Linked DNA regions of Mus musculus: region 1 is linked to region 2. A link is a loop called in an ENCODE intact Hi-C map of the cell type or tissue named here. Cell type or tissue: gastrocnemius. All regions are shown on one strand. Links, peaks and the distances in the headings refer to the core of each region. The heading gives the core; the rest is flanking DNA.

The links. Peaks named below come from ENCODE experiments on the same cell type or tissue, not always from the same donor. Only the 100,000 strongest peaks of a DNase experiment are listed, where the experiment ranks them.
Region 1: a loop joins it to region 2, with 4 times the contacts of the local background. A loop is called at or near these places in 8 of 42 quality-filtered maps.

What each region holds. Positions count from the first base shown.
Region 1 is chr14:122,189,641-122,192,561 of GRCm38, forward strand. All of the region lies in intron 1 of Clybl (citrate lyase beta like), which reads left to right. Among named protein-coding and RNA genes, the nearest start is that of Clybl, 9.4 kb to the left of the region's middle. In gastrocnemius, for the core only: a CTCF peak has its summit at 1,461 (motif pointing right); DNase peaks (open chromatin) are centred at 485 and 1,462.
Region 2 is chr14:122,874,891-122,877,811 of GRCm38, forward strand. Pcca (propionyl-Coenzyme A carboxylase, alpha polypeptide) reads left to right here. Exons shown (of 24, transcript NM_144844.2): 22 at 1,874-2,014. Among named protein-coding and RNA genes, the nearest start is that of Gm46488, 35 kb to the right of the region's middle. In gastrocnemius, for the core only: a CTCF peak has its summit at 1,488 (motif pointing left); DNase peaks (open chromatin) are centred at 290, 903, 1,499 and 2,039; H3K27ac peaks cover 743 bases.

The sequences.
Region 1 (2,921 bases), core at 303-2,802, 690 kb before region 2:
ACACACACACACACACGCGCCTGTCAGACAAGGCCTTTGCTCCTGAGCTAGTGCCCCAGCCCATCTTTTAGAGTTTTCCTCCTGATTATTTTAGAAGACAGACTATCATATTTTTGCATGTATGCACATGTTTTTGTGTATGACCACAACCACAGTTGTTCATTTAGTCGATCCCTGAGTTTTCTTTCTTGGGACATGCAGGGGTCGATCTCCCTCTCTGCCTTCTGGGGGATCCCTGGAGGCAGCTCTTGACTTGTGAACTTGCAGGTTCAAAGCCTATGGCTTTTGCAGCCTTTTGGAGCTTGCTGTCAAATCATCTTCCAGAAGGACCGGTTGGTCACATTCTGGACTGCAGGCTGCCTTGTAGAGCCTGCCTGCACCTCTTCCTCAGTATTTGCAGGTCCCATACTTGGTAAAACAGGCACGGAATGTGGGCTACAGAGCTGGTAGTGCCAGGAGTACAAAGAACCCTGTTCTCTGGCAGTCGGCCTCAGCTGGCACTCTGACCTACTACCGGGGAGACCATGTCTTTCTCCTAGCTAGGCTTCTGAGATCCACAGAGGTTAATAATAAAGAGCTGAGAACCAATGTCCCTGTGGTTTTTATAAGCATGTGGGAGCTGGTGGCAGCCGCTGAGAATGGCTGGTGTTCTGCAAGTAGCCGCAGAACCCTTCAGATACTGATTGATACAACCTTCCAATACTGCAAAATATAAATGAGAACAAAGCCTTCATTATACCTCTGCCCCTTCCCCTTCACGAGTGCCACATTCAATTTCTTCATTTTCTGAAAATTATAGTTCTTTGTTTTGTTTTTTGTTTGTTTGTTTGTTTGTTTGTTTGAGACAGTCTCACACTGTAGCTCTGGCTGTCTTCTAGACCAGGCTGGCCTCAAACTCAGAGATCCCCTGCCTCCTGAGTACTAGGATTAGAGATGTGCACCACCATACCTGGCAAGTTACAATTCTTATTTGTTTGTATGTTTTTGTGTGAGAGTGTGTGGACAGGTGCTGATGACACAGCTCATGTAGGGGTCAGAGGTAACTTACCTTTGGGGGTTGGTGAAGGAGGATCAGAAGTTCAAGATCAGCCTTAGTTAATAGCAAGCTAGAGGCAAGCTTGGGTCACGTGGGATCCTGTCTTAGAATCAAACAACAAAATAAAACCGTTCTATATTTCTAAAATGGCCTCTTTCCCCTTTAACATGAGCCCATCTATAGAGCTTTTGAAAGATTTAAATGTATTTATTTGTATGCATATAATTAAAACATTGTCACATACACATTGATTAGAAGGAATGGGGGCTTATGTAGAGGCATGTAAACTTCTCTTGCCTTATTATCTAATCTCACAGTGGCCTTTGGAGAAGGCTAAGTTGGGTCCAAAATAAAAGTTTAACGTAAAAAAAGGAAGCATGCAGCCCCAATGCCAAATGTAGCTCATCCCTGAGACACTAGAGGGCGCTCTAGCCACAGAGATATAGCCGATCTCTGCAGTCGTGGACAGCCCTCACAAACAGGCTGTTTTTCTTAGGATAGGTGGGCATGTTTTCCTGTTTGTTCTTTAAGACAAATGAGAGACACTAGTCTACACTGCCCTATAAATAGTCCGTTTAGAAGTTGATAGTAGACTTAAGTTGCACTGTACTCTGGATACCTGTGACCTTCCCTCTTGTTGCCCTGGGCTGCCTGTGCCAGCCTGGGGCATTTCGCTCCTTAGATCTCAGGTCAGATGTCACCAATCAGGGAGGTCTTCCTGGCGTCCCTGTGACAAAGCATGGCAGCCCAGCACCCTCAGCAGCTGCCTCTGTATCCTCTCCTCATGCAGCCTGGCTCTCCCCATCACTTCTTCTCCCAGAAGTATCAGGTGTTTATTTCTTGATTGTCTGTTCGACCTCCCTCCAGGCCACAACAAATATTCCCAACACCAGGAATGTGGCCTGCTTATTCTGTTGCTTTGTCAGGAAAGGCCTTGCTGGTCTGGAATCGAGTTGGTGGGGTGGTACCTGGCCTGACCAAAGCCTGGGTTTGATTTCCAGCTCTGTAGAGACTCAGCATGGTGTTGCAGTCCTGAAATCTCAGTTCTCTCTGACCTCAGTGGACACATCATGTGTGCATACCAACCAACAAACATACATACATGTACACATGCACACACACACACACACACACATATGCACATGTATACACACATACATCTCTGACCTTCATGGACACTCCTGTGTGCATGTCAATATACATATGCATACACACACACCACACCTCTGACCTTGGTGGACACTCCTGTGTCCATATCAACACATACACGGAGATGCGCACGCGCACACACACACACACACACATCTGATCTCAGTAGATGAGTATGTGTGTATACCAACAAACACACACATGCACACATAAATACATACTCAGTTAAAAGATAGGAAAATCAGGCCAGGAGTGGTGATTCATGCCTTTAATCTTAGTTCTCAGGAGGCAGAGGTAGCAGATCTCTGAGTTTGAAGCCAGCCTGGTCTATGTAGTATGCTCCAGGACAGCCAGGGCTACACAGAAAGACCCTGTCTCAAAATTAAAAAAAAAAAATTAATTAAAAAAAATTAAGAATGTGACACATCGGGGCTGGTGAGATGGCTCAGTGGGTAAGAGCACCCGACTGCTCTTCCGAAGGTCCAGAGTTCAAATCCCAGCAACCACATGGTGGCTCACAACCATCTGTAACAAGATCTGACTCCCTCTTCTGGTGTGTCTGAAGACAGCTACAGTGTACTTACATATAATAATAAATAAATCTTTAAAAAAAAAAAAAAAAAAGAATGTGACACATCAGGGTTTAGAGAGATGGCTCAGTGGTTAAGAGCATTAGCTGCTCTTCCAGTTGACCCAGGTTCACTTCTCAACACTCACATGGTAGCTCACAGCTGCC
Region 2 (2,921 bases), core at 104-2,603:
AAAGTTATAAAAATAGTAAGGGACCCAGTTTTTTGTCAGGATCTGGGCCTCTCAGGAGAAATGGTCTGAAGACAGCCTTAGCTTTGTTCACATTGAGGCTTAGTTGTGAGATAGCTGAAGTATTGGTTCTTAAGCCTATTTGCTGTGGTGAAAAGCTGTTAAATTGTATTCTCAGTATATACTTTTCCTAAATTCATATTTTGAAGTTAAAGAAAACCAGGGGGAAAATAGATCTGAATGCTACAGTGAAAACTAATCCCTGGGGCAGAATGCCAGCTGGTCACGTAGTAGTGACACCCTAGTGATGCTGCTAGAAATGAAACCCGCCTGATGCACACGTACCTCTAGTGCTGCTGGACTTACTGCCCGGTACACACGAGCCTCTAGTGCTGCCGGACTTTCTGTTCCAAGGGAGATAGAGCACAGATACTAAAACTGTGCAATTTGGCCCAATTATGTCCCCCCTTGGTTCCCAAGGATTTAATGAGGGCCTTGGAAGTACAATTCATGGGTGATGCGTAGTCCCTCTGCCCAGGGTGTCGTCAGACTGACAGCAGCCTGCTTTTCCCTTGTCATTTATGACTCAGATGAATTTTAATAGGAGCAAAAAGCTTTTATTTGTGCTGTAATTTCACTTAAGGATCATATCCTTCAGGAACTGGCAGACATTTCTATGTCTTGATTGCAAAACACACACTCAGGAGTAAAGAAACACCCAGAAGATGTTATTATTCAACCTGTCACAGTGTCGAAAATCTGCTTGGAACCTAGGCTATCAAAGCTCTTCTGTGGGGCCTCCCCCACCTGCTTTAAATAGGCCCTGTAAAGAGCCACTTGGAGAGTGCCACTGTCCCCAGGCAGAATCAAAGTGGGAATCAGATTCTGCCTCGGCCTCCCTGCCAGCATGATGCCCACAGGAGGCTTTGAGTTACAGCAGCTTTCCTCCAACAAAATGGAGCTGCCCAGTGGGTGCTGCTTCTGTCCTCCCCAGAGAGACCGGATCTGGTGGGAACCAGAAACCAATTCCCTACCTCAAAGCGTTTTATTTTCTGTTTGGGTAGAGCGAATCGTGGTTCATATATTTATCTGGGATGTTTCCTGTCCAGTAGGTATTGTCTGTATTAGAAATGTTAAGATTGACTTGTTGGCCATCCACCTTTGCTATGCCATGAAAACTGATGTGCCTGGCATTTTCCGTGTTTTACAAATCTTGGTGCTATCATATCTCGGCCCAAAAGATATTCTCATTACATCTTGTCTTTCTACTAGCTGGCTTGTCATATGAGAAAAGGCTACATGGTAATGTGCCTAAAAGGAAAAACATTTTGATGTGAATATAACATTTTATGTCACTGAGAAATATTTGAACGTTAAGGACTTTTCTCTTCTTTTCTCAAAATGAACACTGAAGCCTTTGTCTCTATTTAATAATCTACATGGTGTAGCTGCTTCAGAGGTGTGGGAGGCGTGCGACAGCAATCTGCTGCCATCTACTGGTATGCACTCGGTGTCACTGCCTTTTCCCTGAGGCTGAGGGACTCAAAGGATCTGGTTCCTCTGCTTTGCACTGCTCGATCTCTCACTCACTCGGCAGTGTTCCTCAAGCAAAATCCTTACTGTTTTCCTTTACAAAGTTCTGAGATGGTTTTCTTAAAGATCTGTGATACTTTTTTATATATCACTAATTAATCATGAGTAATTCCTTTAAAAAACCTGTCTCCGTTATGAATAATGTTATGTGGAGGGTTTTAGAATGTTTGACTTTAAAGGATATTATTGTAATTTTAGTTTAAAGCTAAAAGCAGATTTTGAATAAGTGCTGTTTTAGATGATATTCGTCATTTGACCTCTGTTGTGCTTTTTCTCTTTCAAGTACAAAGTGCACATTTTAACCAAGCTTGCTGCAGAGCTGAACAAATTCATGCTTGAAAAAGTGCCCAAGGACACCAGCAGCACTCTGTGCTCCCCGATGCCTGGAGTGGTGGTGGCCGTTTCTGTCAAGCCTGGAGACATGGTAAGAGTACTTCTGTGTGAGGGATATGCTGGGCTCAGACTTCCCCTACAGAACAATGGCACCGACAGGAGCACGCTCCCAGTGGCCTCTTCTAACCCACAGGACGCTCATGGTACAGGTGTGCATTCACTCTGTATACCTACTTCACATCTGAGTTGTGTGGGTGACAGTGCCTCCTCCCAACTTGTGTGTGTGTAGGGGTGGGGGTGTAGGGGCGTGGAATAGAAATGAGGACAGACATTCTCTTCTTTCTCAAATTTGTAAAATTTACATTTACTTTGCATTGTTCCTTATTCCCTGGCCCTCTAGATATGAAGCATGCTTGAGGAATTCATGCCAGAACATATTAACCCTGACAGGGGTTTCTAGTTGCAGGATTTCTGAACTAAATGTCTAACTGGGGAGGAAAATTAAGGAAGCCTTAATCCTATAATCTGTTCAAAATCAGCCCACTGTTGTAAGGTGGAAAGTGAAATTCATAACTGGAAGCTTTATTCTTGACTTTTTAATAGCAGAGCTATATTATATCCCTTATCTGCTCAGTCCCATAACTTGCTGTGGACAAATGTGTAGGATACATACATCTTTCTTTTTCTTTTTCTCTTTCTCTTTCTTTTTCTTCAATCAGCTGCTTAGAAGCAAAAGTAAAAAATGGTTGAAAATGCAACTGGGAGATTCCCAGAGGCCCTTAAGTACTTGTGGAACCACTTTCATGGGCTATGTGCTAATTCTACTGTGAATCTGACTGAAGCCACTGGACTTTGCCTAATTTTCTATAATCATTATGTTGAGATAGCACCTGATTTTTTTTTTTATTAATACAGATAGAGCATCATGTTAACACTTAGAAAAATCCATGGAGGGGACATTGGCTTCTAGAAAAATACAGAATAAGAATGATCAAGTT